Linked DNA regions of Mus musculus: all the other regions are linked to region 1. A link is a contact called in ENCODE Hi-C or POLR2A ChIA-PET data. All regions are on one chromosome and are shown on one strand. Each heading gives the region's core, a stretch centred on a gene start or an enhancer-like site at or near the end of the contact. The rest is flanking DNA. Distances are from core to core; before and after follow the strand shown. Region 1 holds the start of Tnfsf8 (tumor necrosis factor (ligand) superfamily, member 8). Region 2 holds the start of Tmem268 (transmembrane protein 268). Region 3 holds the start of Akna (AT-hook transcription factor).

Region 1 (4,853 bases), core at 405-2,904:
ATAACTCCCTTCTTACACTGCCAAGGAGGAAGGAGCTTTAAAGCTTTATTTCAATATCCATACTTGCTGATACTTGTAAGGCCCTAGCTTTCAGCAACTAGTATGCTGCAGAGTCTGTGGTCCAAGGCAACTTGGAAGAATTATAAATTAGGTGAGTTCACACTTGGGCAGGGTGTTGCACCAGTGGTATTCATACAGTATCCAAATCACCATGCCTGGATCTCACCCCAAGCCTGTGAGTCATGTGAGCTGACCACGCAGTCCTTTCCAGACAGTGTGTAAGAGTTCTCTCTCAAGGATACTTTTCTAAGCTACGGTTTGACTTTCTCCCCCTACCCCCATTTCAAACAAACGAAATTTCCCAAGATGGTGTGGCCCTGCACATTATGTGTGCATCTCAGAGGGTACAGGTGACAAAAACACTGCTACTTTTCAACACCCTGAACTCTTCAAAGCCAGTGGCTTGTGAGGAAGCTTTCGATTTCTTTTGTGGGTTTTAACATTGAAATAGCAGAGCTCTGGGAAGACTTGGCCTCTCTCTCTCTCTCTCTCTCTCTCTCTCTCTCTCTCTCTCTCTCTCTCCCTCTCCCTCTCTCTCTCCCTCTCTCTCTCTCTCTCTCTCTCTCTCTCTCTCTCTCAAATATCACAGTCTTTAAAAAGTAGCTCCTCACTAAAAACAAGCAAGCAAGCAAGAAAACAACCACAACAAACAAACAAACAATAGCAACAACAGACTCTCGGCAAAAGAGAGGCCTCAGAAGTCCTGGGAGCACGGATTGAGGACATAACCTTAGAATTAGGATGAGCGCCTTACAGAGGTGATACCCACATGCGCACTCGCCATCAGGGCTCCCTATGCTTCCTCCCTCCATACTGTGAGGCTGTGACCCATCTGGGCTTCAATCTTAACTTCTCAAGGTCAGCAGCTCTTCTGTTGGCTCCAGTACATCTGGAAATTTTTGAGCTCATGTCCAGTTCTATTTCTTTTAAAAAATTCCCACTGAGTGCAGAAAGTTCATTTCTAGTTTTTCCCCTTTTCTCTGATATAATCTCTCTCTATATATGCATAGTTTTACTTATTTTCACTTTTTAAATTTTTTTTTTTTTTTTTTTTTTTTTTTGCTCCTAGTTAAACTATTCATTAGCTTCCCAGAGCTGTTCCTCTAGAGGACACACATTATAAATGAGGAAAGAAAAGCAGAAAAAAGATGTTTACTCACCTTTTTCTGGACTACCAGTACCAGAATGATCGCCACTGCCACAACAAGGCACACCAGTGCGGTGGTGCTGAGGTAGAAGTAGCTGCGACTTGTGCTTCTCCAGGGCCTCGTGCTTCTCCAGGGGCTGGCTACCGAGCCGGGCTGCACCTGCATGGCTGGGTCAGGGGAAGGAGCCCCACAGCTGCCTGCTTGTTGCAGCCCTGGCTCCATGCTTTATATAGTCTGTCCCACATCACACCTTATCTCTCCTCATCTGATTCGGTTCTGTACCCAGCTCTGTTCCAAGAAGGATTTTCCCCTGCATCCTGGATCATGTGACTTGGAAAAAAGCCTTCACCAGTTGCCGGATGGAGAAACTCTTCTCTGGGGGCGTGAGGCGAAGGGTGGCTGCAAGGGTGGGGGAGAGGTTCATTTTTCATCGCCTGGGATTAATCTGAGTGCAGAGAAATTGTAGCGAGATAGACGATGGTTGATGTCAGCGGGTGGTAGGAAGGAGACAGTTCCGCGTGAGTGTACACCAACCACTTCTGTTTCCTTTAGGCTCAGCCACAGAACGCCTTGCCGCGGGGACCCTGCACACTGCATGATCCATGCTGGTGGCCCAGGAAGCTTCCAGATTAGTCTCTTTGCTGGGTCCCTGGAGATGGCAGTCCTTTGTCAGCAGCACAATGACTGTTGGGGTTGTCCAACAATTACAGCATGCTCTAAACTGGAAACATACCCATTTCTGGGAAAGAAGAGCCCACTGTTTGGGCATTTACCTACCTGGAGACAAGGTTGTGGCAGTAGGATATTTGAGGATAGTTTCAAAGACATGGTGAGAGAAGAGGAATTTGGAAATAATTTGCTGTTGAACCAAAGCTCCTCTATCTCTTGCAGGGTGCTCTCCAGGGCTGTTAAATTTGCCGATGAAACTGGCTTGCCCTAAAGTTCATACTAGGGGAAGAAATTAGTGAGGGGGTCAGGAAGGGGAGGCTCAGTGCTGTGGAACGAGTGTGTGAAGTGTCTGTGGGTTGTATGGGGGTGCAAATAGTGTTCCAGGTGTTTGTGATGAGTTTGTGGACAGAGGTTACTAGAATTGAACATTCTGGCTCAGGTACAGTCTTGGGAACTTGGCTTAGAGGCTGACTTCACACTCGTCACCAGCCTCAGAGGCAAGTAGTATTTCTTCTTCACAGCATAGAGAACTGAGACCCAGCATAAAAGCATTCTTAATCAAATCTACCAGTGTTAATCTAATGGTAAAACTTGGTGGTATATGCAAACCAGCCTGGCTCCAAAAGCCTGCCGGACCCTTTCCTTACAGGCTGAAAACCTCAGGTTGCATCTTAGCCTTTCCTCTTCTCAGCATTGCTCCTTGAATAAGTCAACGCAGCCCCTGCTTTCACCCCAGTCTGCTTTGCAGTCATGGGGAAGATCAAACAGGATGATGTAAGAGGGCTTCCTGAATGGGAATGGACTTGGCAGCTGTTGTTGAACAATTCCTGTTAAACAGCCCAAGTTGCCCTCTGGGCCATGTCTGGAATTTCATATAATAAATAGATTTCTGGGACACAGAGCTGGATCGTATCTGTTGCTATGAATGACCTTTCTTTCAGAATATTCTCTAAAAGCTTCAGAGCTGCCTCCAGATGTGGCCTTCTGAAACCTCACTTGCTATTTCCCTTGAGGTAGACAGCACCTTCTCTTTTGACTATACACTACCTCTGCAGGTCACAGGACATGTCAGAAGCCCCAAAGAAATGCCGGATCCAAAGCCCAGCTCAGATTATTTAGCTTTCTGGATCTGTGTAGATCTCTCTTTGAGCATTCTGCAAGGCAGCTTAGACTTAGGAGATGGTCTAGAGGCCCTTTTTGGTGAGTTTATAAAATGAAAAACCACAGAGGAGGGATAGGTAGTGAGGAATGAACTGGTGAGTATCTTCTTCGAGGGCAGTGTCTCCATCTGGTTGTCAAGGAAACTGAGCCTGGGGTTTGGAAGACAGATTTGTCCTTAGCCACTTGTCCTGCTGGTTTAGATAGGGCAAGGCAAGTTAGTGTTTTGGGGGGGTACACTTGTTTGATTTGGGGAGAAAGCCTTGTCCTTTGGTAGGTACGGACAGGGAGTGGGTGGCAATCTGCCCAGAGCTGCTGAGAACCGGCTGCTCCCTTGGCCCTCTCTGTTTAGCCCCTTTGATCGAAGTGGAAAACTTCTGATTGCTGAATGGAAGCTGTGGGTGTTGAAAAATAAAAAGGCTTCGTTTAAAGTTCAGGTCTTCCTGAAGGCCCATGGGGCTGAGGAGGCAGTGGAAAAAAATGTTTGTCTTATACTTACAGTTTTGCATATTGTACATTGTCCTAGGAGGGAGGGCTGACAAGGGGGAAAATCACCCTTTGTTCTTAGAACCTTCTGAACAGTTGAGATTTTCAGATCAGTCACTAACAGTTTGTGGGCCCAACTTCACTTCTTTTGTGGTTGCATCCTCTGCTAGTGAAATTTCAGAGGCACCCTATTCCCTACTCCTGTTGTCTTCACCTCCTCTATGCTTTTCATGTGTTGCAAGATCTGGTCCAGGCAACCTAGCAGTCAACTCCCTGTGATAACAGGCTCTTTTCAATTTCTACCTAAGCCACACAAGGTGCATGTGGCAGGATCCTACAGGTTCCTTGCTGAGTTATTTTCAAATCCTTCTTGGAGGTAAAACTGCACAGGAAATGTTAAAAAAAAAAAAAAAAAAAGCAGAACTTGGCCGGAGCAGAGGAAGGTCAGGTAGAAAGGCTGAGCCTAGCTGATTGCTCACTTTATAAGACCCAGAGTCAGTACATGATACATGAAATATGGAGTCTTGTGATTATTTAGCTCAAATTATTTATTTCACAAGGAAGGAGATGGAGACACTGAGATGACATGACCTGAAGGGTTTGAGAACTCACTCAGTGATCAAGCCTGAGGACCGAAGTGTGCTATTCAAAACCCACATATAAATGCTGGGTGCAGTGGCATGCTCTTATAATCCCAGTGTTATGGAGACAAAGACAGGTAGATTTGCTGACCAGTTAACCTAGCTTAATCAGCGAGTTTCAGGATTACTGAGAGACTCCATCTCAAAAAGCAAGGGCAGTGGATCTTGAGGGATGACACTGGAAGTCAATGGGTGCGTGCTTGTACGCGAGTGCACACACACACACACACACACACACACACACACACCCCTTTCTTGAGATCGAAATGAAATGATTTGGTTCACAAGGGAAGGGAAAGAAACAGGCTTCTTCTTCCCTCTGTCTGTTCTCCAGATGTCTTTGCAGAAAATATGCTGAACCCATTCAGGCTTCCTTGAATGTTTCTCTTACCTTGCTATGCCTCTGTCTGTCTTTCAAATCTTTCTGAACAGGGGCCATCTGGCTCCATCTCCTTAGTAAAACCTGCCTCTATATAGCAACCCACTAACACACTCTCTAGATTCCAGGCCACGTCACCTAGTGATGTAATTACCTGCCTGAATCTACTTATTGACAAGTGTGTGAGCACATGTCAATTTTGCCTACCTTGTGAGATGCTAGAGTCCCAGAGCCACTCCATTTGTTCTTGCTCTCTTCATCTTTGCATCCTATCTGCATGATTTAGATCTAGGCCCATAAATGACCAACCCT
Region 2 (4,725 bases), core at 302-2,801, 300 kb before region 1:
CACTAAGTACTCAACGTTTCGCCCTTGCAGCCTCTCACATCAGCAGGAGTCCCTGACTTTCCTGAATGAGTGGGCAGAGCTGTCCAAGCACACAGGCAGCTACATAGTGCACCAGTACAGCTCTGTCCGCCGCTTCCCAAGTTCCGTTTGTGTACCTGTAGGAGGCTGGTGTGTCGACCTAAAACTGCTGGCCCGTGGAGAGTGAAGACAGGCTGGTGGGAAGGCAGTAGGGCATCTCTGACATTGAGGAGGGTTGCTTCACAGGCAGGGTTGGGGGTGGGGCGGGGCTAGGCCACAGCTTGTTGCTGTTTCCTTTTCAATAGCCGGGTCAGCATTTAGAAGTCTCAGCACCCTTGGGTCTTTTGTTCCCAGGCCTCTACATTACTGTTTAGCAAGTTGATCAAACTACATGGGAGGCTCCCACGAACTGTTTTCTACTGCCCAGGGCAAGGCTGGCACAGAGCAGGTACTCAGTGCTGATTTGCTCACAGATAAGTTCATTTTCAGTAGCCTGCCACCTTGATCCTCACTTGTCCCCGTGGGCACCTCCATGGGATATGCTAATTTGGGTTTTCAATTCATTCTCGCTGCCTGGAAACATCCTGCAGGCACATGTAAGTCCTGTGGTCTGGAAGTCCTCAAGAGTTGTTAAAAGGAAGAAATGTGTTTGTGTCTCTCTGTGTGTACAAGACCACTTGTAGAGACAAGGGCAGTGGCATGTACTGCCCTAGTCCTTCCTGTAAGCAAGGGTGGGAACCACCTGTGCATTCATCGATCCCCTGAAAAAGAAACCAGGCTGTTGGTGCAGCAACCAAGTGCCCACCGTCTTTGTTGAAAGACAATGTTTGGTGGCTAATAGGATATAAACACGTACTCCAAAGAAAAGTACATGTAGTTAGCCAGGTCTGCTGTTGTCAGAACAACCCACCAAGGTGAACCCAAGACTAGTGATTTACCTGGAAAAAGAAGCAGGCCATCACAGATCCTTTTAAATCTCAAGGAGCGGGGTGTGCAAGTGTGTGTTTGAACACCTCACACATTATTTCGTAAAGATCTCACACAATTTCACAGCACTGTCTCAACTAAAGATTTTTAAAGAAAACGCAGATACAAAGTGGAGACTACACCGACGCTTTCAATACTGAACACCGTTTTTCATTAAAAACAAGCCTGGAAGAAACTTCTGGTCCCGAGTGTGCCTCATGCATCGGATCCCATGACTTTGTCACTCGGGACAGGCCTCCCCGCCCCGCTCCTTCACTGCAGGGACGAGCTCAGATCTCATGCACGTGGCGGGCGCAGGGCCCCTACCGGCGCCCTGGGGGAGCGTGGCTGATGAAACGCTCCGGGCTCGGCCCGAGAGACGCTCCTGCCGTAGGGCGACTCGGCGGAGACCGGCTGGGGCGACGCGCCCCAAAAAGGGCGCGCGGGGACGGCGGGGGCGGCGGCGCCGGGACGCCGCGGCGTACAAGGGGCATGGAACCTCTGACCCTGAGCGGCCCGGGCGGCAGCGCGGCGGTGAGTGTGCGCGAGCCGTGCGCGTGCCCGCGCGTCCGCGCTCCCGCGCTCGGGGGTTGGGGCCGCGGGGCCTGCGTGCGCGTCCCTCCGCTCAGGCTCGGGTGACCTCTTCCCGCCCCACGCGTCAGGCGTGGGATCTGCAGGGCAGGGCGGGTGATTTCTGGGGTAAAGGAACCCCAAGGCCAGAGGGCAGAGATCGGGGAGCCTGCTGCCCAAGCCCGAGGCCAGGTACGGTGGGAGACGCCGGGCCGGGCCGCGCCGAGCCGGCTTTCTGTTTTGGCTCCCTCCGGGTTTGCTCCCTGACCTTGGATAGTCGGCTTTCTCTTCCGGGGCTTAATGTTCTCATCATTGAAATGGGGCGTTTGAACTCCTTGTCCAGCCAGGTTTTTCTGCCCTAAACTTTTGGGGGACTGCTGCTTCTCTGATGTGTTGGACTTGCATTGTAATTAATGAAGCTGAGTTAGAAGAAGGAAATCCATTTTTTTTTTTTCTTTCTTTCCTTTCAGGATATGTTAGGCGCTCAGATGTTGGTGAGGCTGGCAGGCACTGTGCAGAGATGAGACCTCTTGGGGGCTTGAGTCTGCACAGCCCGCAACTGGAAAATCTGGTTGCAATGTGGGTTCCCAGAGGAACTCGGTCGGCAGTCACTTGCTCCCTCTGTGCTTTGCTTACCATGGTGTGGGGCTCCCTTACTTGTGTGCTGAAGATTGGAGCAGAGCTGAGGAGGTGGTAAATGGTTAGCATTTGCCATTGGGGTCCTGCCTGACCCCTCATGGCCCTGTAGCCTCGGTACTTGGATGAGAATGTACACGGGGAGCCCTGGACCCATCCTGACCTCTGAGTCGAGTCCATTCAGTTCTGTGTGGCTCCTTTCAGTCTCCTCCTTGGCGAAGCAGCCCATTTAGGCAGCCCAGGGAGTCTGTCGTCCTCCACCTTTGCTGCCTAGTTTCCTCCTCCTCATCTCTCTGGCAGTTCTGAGTGTGTTTTCCCCAGTGGATGGTGATCCCTGCAGGGGAGGGCTGAGCAAACGCTCCATGTTCCACTCCTGGTTTTACAGTCCAGGGGCTGGCCCTAGAAGGTTCTCAGGGAATGTTTGTGGCATAGGTTGATGACAGCTACCTTCTCTCAGTAATCAACCTTTTCCCAAGTGTGGATCTCATGGACGTGGAACCCATAGGGCAATCCTAAGTGTCTGTCCTTGTCTCCTTTCCAGGAAATGGAGGCAGAGAGAAGTCTTGTTACCTTGCTCAAGGCTACCCAGGTGGGAAGTGGTTGGGCTGGGCAGGTTACTTTTAGCCAACACACACAAACTTGGGTGTGTGACTGGAGTCTGCTGATTGGGTCTCTGTGGGCAGCTGAGGGGGCTGATGTGGGTGCTGTGATTTCTGCCCCCGACACAATGCTTCATTGTGGCATTTTGCAACCAGTGGATCCTTCTGTGCAGCCCCGGGCTTGAGCAACTCCAGTCTGTGTCAGCTCCTCCCAGCCTTTTCAACACTCCAGTGTTGGGAGGCTTCACCGAGAGGGCCTGAGTCCTCGGCCAGGAGTACAGATGTCAGGGTTGGGTCTGCCTTGTGGCCTACCTAGCAGTTGCTCAGAGGCAGCAGAGGGGCGCAACCTTGTGGCCATTGTGCCTCTTGGGTCTATAGAAAGAGCAGGCGCACTAAGATAGGCTGGTAAGTACTCCTTTGTTTGAGACCGCTGTTGTGAGTTGGACTGAGCATGAGCCGCAAGGAGACTCAGGCTGACTGGACTTGGTTTCTATATCACTGCCTAGGAATTGTGGTTTCTTCTGACCCACTCGAAGATGATTCCATGAATTAGCTGGAAAGGAAGCCAGCCCAAGCGTGGGTGCTGAGGGCTGAGACCCTGGAGTCACTAAAATCCTTCTCCCGACTCTTTGGCTGATAGCCACTCAGCTTTGGAGAGAGTATGTCTTGACCACGGAACAGGAAACCCATGTTGAGGAGAGAACGGAATCTGGGCTGTGGGCAGAGTAAGGGGAACACTGCCATTGTAGACGCTCCTGCCTCTTCATCTGGCTTTTTATAGGGGCACCTTGGGGTAGAACTTGGGGAACCAGGCTTGGGCAGCAAGTGCTTTTTACCCTCGGATCCATCCCCCTGACCGCAGATCCTTCTGTTCTCAACAGGAGTCCCCTCCCCCCATTTTCATTTTGCAGAGCATCCCAGCCTTGTGCAGCTGTGCCTGTTGAAATCTGGAGAGAAACAGTGAAGAAGCCAGAAGGTTCAGTTCCTCCCTGAAGGTCAGCGGGCAGTGGGGCTTGGGGGCCAGTTTGGATTCAAGTAGGTGTGTGTCATCTGTATGCTTCCTGCCTTCCCCAGTGTCAACCTCCCTTGGTAGCACATGAATGATCTAGAGGATTTTTCTCAGGACTGGTGTGCTCTTCGTGGCATTTAATAGGACATGATCTTTCTTGGGACACGTGTCACAGGTGGTAGCAGATTGGTGACTCAGGAGGTCAGCAAAGGAGCCCCCATAAGGAGCATTCCCACTTTGACTGATGATAATGGCTAAAGGTGGATGCTGGCAGCACTGGCCACGCCTCCGGGACCCTGCAGAGCTAACTGCAAAGCCAGGGCTTGCTCTCCTTCTCAGTAGAGCGTTTAACTGCCAAGGTTTCCCTGCTGGAAACCTCTGACCACCTGGAAGCCCCAGCGAGCAAACCCTTGCTTCAGTGAAAGCGGCTGTCTGTAACTGCTTTCTCCTGTGACCAGGAGAAACTATCTTTCTTTTTAGGAGGCGGGGTTTACCTGGTAGCTTACACCTGTCTGCAGCTCACTGTGTATCATAGGCTGGCATTAAATGTTTGATCCAGTTGCCCTGCCTCGTGCACTCCTCAGAGCTGGGACTCTCAGCATATGTCATGAGGCTGGACTGAGAGTGTTTTGTTTTGTCTTTGAGACAGGGTCTCACTGTGTAGCCCTGGCTTGCCTGGAGCTCACTATGTTGACCAGGCTGGTGATAGATCTGCCTCTGCCTCTAGAGTGCTGGCCTTGAAGGATTTAAAGAGCTAATACACATGGAGTGTGATATCTGTTCCCCATGGCCTTCCCGTGATTTTGATTCCTATGTCCATTGATTCTTGGTAGTGGGCCTCTGTGGGGAGAGGTCTGATAGATTTGAAGAAGCCTATTCGAAGTTCTGAGGATGAGTGATGTATCCAAGTTTACACAAGTAGGAGGC
Region 3 (4,622 bases), core at 472-2,971, 460 kb before region 1:
GCTTGCCAAGATCCCACCCTCCGTGGAGGACGCAATCCAGAAAAACCACTGAAGAAGGAAGTTTGGTGACAGCTTTAACAGACCAAGCACATCTAGGGGAGAAAGAGGAAGGGGAATCGGGACAGAGGAACAGCACAGACAAAAACACAGAGGTCTGAAAATACAAGCTGAACTTCAAGGATGGCTCAGGGCCTGGCCCCTGAGTGCCACAGGCAGGCAGGGAAGTCTGGACAGCCGTCAGGGTAGCAGTGGAAGCTGGGGATTCGAATTATGATGTCCTGACCCAGGAGGGCCAGCCCCTCTATAACTAGGTCCTGCTAATGGTTGGGCCATTGAGCTAAAGGTCCCCACCTGCCCCCAGAGAAACTGCACCCCACCCTCCCCAAAAAAACACCAAACACTGCTTTCTCTATGTCCTTGCTTCTTATCACCTAACACCTGTACAGAACTGATCTCCATGTTGTCACACCCTCCAGGGATTCTATTTAGCAACTAGCTAGGCAATGCCCTGTTCCCCACACACTGCTTCATACAGCTCTCTCTCTCTCGAGCGCGCGCGTGCGTGCGTGCATGTGTGTGTGTGTGTGTGTGTGTGTGTGTGTGTGTGTGTGTGTGTGTGCGTGCGTGTGCGTGTGTGTCCAGGATGATCCTCCCCCACTGAAGCTTCAACCTTCAGCAGCCCTGGCATTCAGAATCTCCATGCTACCCAGCTAGAGAGAGCCAGGACATCCCCACCTTAACCTCATCCCGATGAGGAAACAGAGGCACCCACCTAATGAGAACAACCAGGAAGTTTAGAACACTGTGACTATTAAACCAAGGCCAGGAGATGTATAGGAGGCAGGAGGATGGCAGGGGAAAGACCTCCTTACCAAGCTGCTGGACCCTTTTGAAGGGCTGGGCTGTGGGGCTCCAAAGCAAGTTTGGATCCGTGGCAGGGCATAGACCTGTTCACAGGAGTGGCCTTTGGCCTGCGGCAAGTGGAGATACCCATGACGGATGTCCCCGGACTGTCCCTTGGCTCACCCAAAGAGCCTGGGAGGAACTAACAAGGGGCCAGGCTATTACTGACTCTCATCTTGTCCTACTGTAGCTCTAAGCTGGCTTCCTGGCCCCCACTTTGTCCCTGCCCTTATTTGGGTAGGAGGGTGTCATCTCCTGGCCTGTTCCTCACTTCCGAACATCTCGAGACCCTCAGTAACCCAAGCACTAACTGGCCTTGAGATGAGCCCACCCCGGGGGACAGAGAGGGACCAACACGGGTCCAAGTTCACCAAGGGAACCAAATTGGATCTGGAACTGGAAACTAGCATCTTGGGGTCCACTCTTTCGTGGGGGCCGGACTCCCAGAACTGGACAGGAGTGGCAGCAGCTGCGTAGCTGTGATTTCCTGGCTGGGCTGGGCTGCCTGCCAGGGTTGTCCAGAGTCTATGACTGGCCCATCCAGAGGGAAGGCGGCCTTCCCTCTGGCCCTCCTCCTGGCTCAGCTCCTTACCTCACTAGTACTACACCACCATCCTGCCGGCCTGGGCTCAGGGGAGCTGCCCACAAGGTCTTTGTTTCAAACCTGGGGAGCCCCCTGCCTCCACAGCAGCCTGGAACGCCTCCAGACTGCTCTGCCAGCCAGAACGGCCTCAGCTCACAGACAAGCATCCCTCCCCACTTCTCCCCGCCCCTGCAGCTGAGGCCTTGCCTTGCCTCCTCCTCCTTGCAGGAAGCGCCCAGCCTGATTTCCTACAAGTGTTTGTGAAAAGGAGGGGGGGTTACTCTGCGGAGCTGGCGCCAAGAGCTTAACCCTTTGCTGGGCAAGTGTGGGGCTGCATTGATGGGAAGAGAACTTCTGAGGCCTTGAGTTTGAGACCACCTCAGTTGCAACCACAACCGTGCTTGTACGAGCAGGAAGTCCAGAGAAGGCTTGGCTAAAGTCACATTGCATGCCGGTCCCAGGAAGAGGAGCCTGCAGTTCCTCCACTCCCACCCCAAAATTGGTCTCTTCCATCACCGAAGACTTTATCAAAGCCTCTCCCACTGTGTAGGTCTCATTGCCCATCCTCACAGGAGGGAAAGGGGAACCTCAGCCTTGGCGCTTGCTCCTGTCTGTCCAGCTTTAACTTCGTCTACTAACACAAGTCTCATCATCTCAGGGCAGACTTAGGGATTTCTGCCCTTCCACTTACTGTCCATGCCTAGAGATAAGATGAGCCTGCACTGGAATTGTCTAGGTAAGAAGGAAGAACTAGAGGATCAGGTGAACATCTCCTCTTGTAGCTTCTCCCTCAGAGGCCCCAGAGATGAAGGAACAGAATTATCTTCATGGCCAACCTGTGGCTCCTCAGGTCCCTTCACCTCTGTGAGAGGTGTAGCCATCTGAAGAAGCAGGGTGGGACACAGACACATCACACCTGGCCCTTCACTCTATAGTGAAGTGTGTAAGATGTCAGGTGTGCCTGAGGCAGAGTATGAGACAGGCTGGTGACCAACGTCTCCTGCTGCTTTGGTATCTCTGAGGCTGAGGACTCGCAGATCCTAGGGAAACACCCGAGGTTTCAGGTCTCAGATGCTGGACCTGCCCTGGCTGAAGACAGGGGCCTGAGAGTAACAAGCTGAGTGGGGGTGAGGCAGGACTATCAGGAAGGTCTGGGTGGGGAGGCCACAGTCACACAAGCGGCCGGAAGGACAGAGAGGCAGAAGCAAGCCGCAAGCATGACTGATGAGAATGTTCTAGAAAGGCAGCTGCAGAGACCTGAGAGAAGCAGGAGGCCCTTGAAGACAACAGGATATGATGTGAGAGGACTCAGGGGCCGGGGCAGGAGGTACAGAATCTGACCTTCAGGATCCAGGCTGACGGGGCAGGCAGGAGGAGGCAGGAGCCAGGTAGAAGGAAGATGCTGCAGGAGCCCTAAGTCCGCTCCTGGCTCTCTACTCTGCCCCTGCTGACCCAGAGAGTCAGGAAACAGAAGAGACATGAGGTCAACCCTCTGCCATCCAGAAAGCCCTGGGGGGGGAGGGGGGACCTCAAGGGAGCAGCCAGGCTGGGGACCACCCAAGAGTGATGGAGAGAATCTTAGAGTCCATAGGCCAGGGAGTTCAATGCCAGCATGCCAGCCTCACCTCCTGCTGGCACTGTGACCTCAGTGGCTAGAGCCATGGTTTTCCTTTCTGTGGAACAGGGCTAACCAGAGTGGCCACTGCCCTGGAGAGGCTGCTGTCAATTCCATGACAGACGGCCTGCCCAGTGTGCAGTAAGGGACCTTAGGACCTATGTCATCACCATAGTTTCTGCCCCCGGGTCTCCTTAGGTGGGAGAGTCTGGTCTCCTCCAAGGGCTTGTGACTGATGGGTGAATGGAATGAATGAATGCTCTTGAGGGCCAGCTGCCAGGATCTGGCTAAGTCTGAGCTAGCACCAAGCACTTTCAACCGAGTAACCTCTCAACTCCTATCTCCCAGGCCCTGCCTTGTACACACATCTGGGGGCTGGGGCTCCCTTTGCAGTCCCCCGGCGACTATGGAACAGAGCCAAATCTTATCAAGACCCTGTCTACTGCTCTGGCGACCATGTGGCCCATTGTGTGGGTGGCAGGCTCCCCTGACATCCTGTCACTCACCCGCTCACCCTCCCTGATCATTAACCCATCAACACCAGGTGGCTGCCGCAGCTGGCACACCCTCAGCCTTGTTGAAAGACAGCAGCCAGTATTTACTGTCCTTCACCCCGACACTGGGCCTTTTCCTCCCCCAGCCCCCTTATCCTTCCCCTTGCCCACATGGTATTCCTTTCTGGAATACTATCCCTCAAGTTTACCCATCCAAAGCTACAGACAAACTGAGCCTGGGCACAGTAGCTTTCTCCCAGCTCCTGTCCCCAGCCGGGCCCATCCTTTATTTGGGGTCTCAAGCCAAACTGGGTGGTCCACCTGGCCACTCCCTTCATCATTTAATTCCTCTACCATTGAGTCCCGTTTGCTGAATTTCCTAAACCTCACCAAACTCTAGCCCTGTCTGTCCTCACATATCTTTCATAATCTTTCTGCTCTGGAGAAAACACCCCAGCCCACAACAGCCTCATGGGATTTTCTCAAACAGCTTTCAAACCCAGCCGGACACAGGTTTGCCACTTGGGGTGCTCTGGACCCAGCACTAGGACAAACAGAGGCTGCAGCCTGGCCCTGCTCCACCCTCCCTCACTTCTCCCATTGCTTCCTCATCCTTTGCCTCAGATACAGTGTTTTCCCACGGCTCAGAAGAGGAAACTGAGGCACAGAAGGGAGATGGTAGTTCTCAACCACCCAGACAAGAAAACAAAAGGAAGGCCCTGTACCCTGACCACCAGAAGGGATCTGGAGTGCAGAAAGTCGTCTGCTGATTGCCCCAATCTTGGGTCCAGAAACACTGCTAGACCTGCCCTCCCTTGGTTCTTCTGGAGGCCAGAGGTACAGCAGAGAGCCATGAGCAGCCCAGCCATCTTGGGAGACCAGAGTGAGACACCATAGGAGTGGGGCTGTCGTTTCATCATGACCCTCCTGAGTCCTGGCTCTCCTTTCCTGCCCAGGAGGCTAACCTTCCAGGTCAAAGTTCATAGTGCATCTGGGCAGCGGCAGGTGTCACAGAGAACCAAGAAGA

Evidence for each region. Hi-C counts contacts between places; a loop is a spot of excess contacts on that map. ChIA-PET counts read pairs that join two places held with the same protein, here RNA polymerase II (POLR2A).
Region 2: a loop to region 1 is called in a map of v-Abl transformed pro-B cells, with 2.5 times the contacts of the local background. The contact joins the promoter of Tmem268 here to the promoter of Tnfsf8 in region 1. A Hi-C loop is called at or near these places in 1 of 37 maps with a recorded cell type or tissue (v-Abl transformed pro-B cells). POLR2A ChIA-PET finds 5 or more read pairs at or near these places in 1 of 5 experiments (embryonic stem cell).
Region 3: a loop to region 1 is called in a map of T-helper 1 cell, with 3 times the contacts of the local background. The contact joins the promoter of Akna here to the promoter of Tnfsf8 in region 1. A Hi-C loop is called at or near these places in 6 of 37 maps with a recorded cell type or tissue (CH12.LX, T-helper 1 cell, T-helper 17 cell and 3 more).

The regions. Positions count from the first base shown.
Region 1 is chr4:63,859,630-63,864,482 of GRCm38, forward strand. Tnfsf8 (tumor necrosis factor (ligand) superfamily, member 8) reads right to left here and starts at 1,655. Exons shown (of 4, transcript NM_009403.3): 1 at 1,221-1,655. The coding sequence starts at 1,430.
Region 2 is chr4:63,557,212-63,561,936 of GRCm38, forward strand. Tmem268 (transmembrane protein 268) reads left to right here and starts at 1,552. Exons shown (of 10, transcript NM_001356354.1): 1 at 1,552-1,746; 2 at 3,701-3,784.
Region 3 is chr4:63,401,724-63,406,345 of GRCm38, forward strand. It overlaps Akna (AT-hook transcription factor), which reads right to left and starts at 1,722. Exons shown (of 22, transcript NM_001045514.3): 1 at 1,496-1,722. It overlaps Gm52742 (a long non-coding RNA gene), which reads left to right. Exons shown (of 3, transcript XR_003955424.1): 3 at 1-403.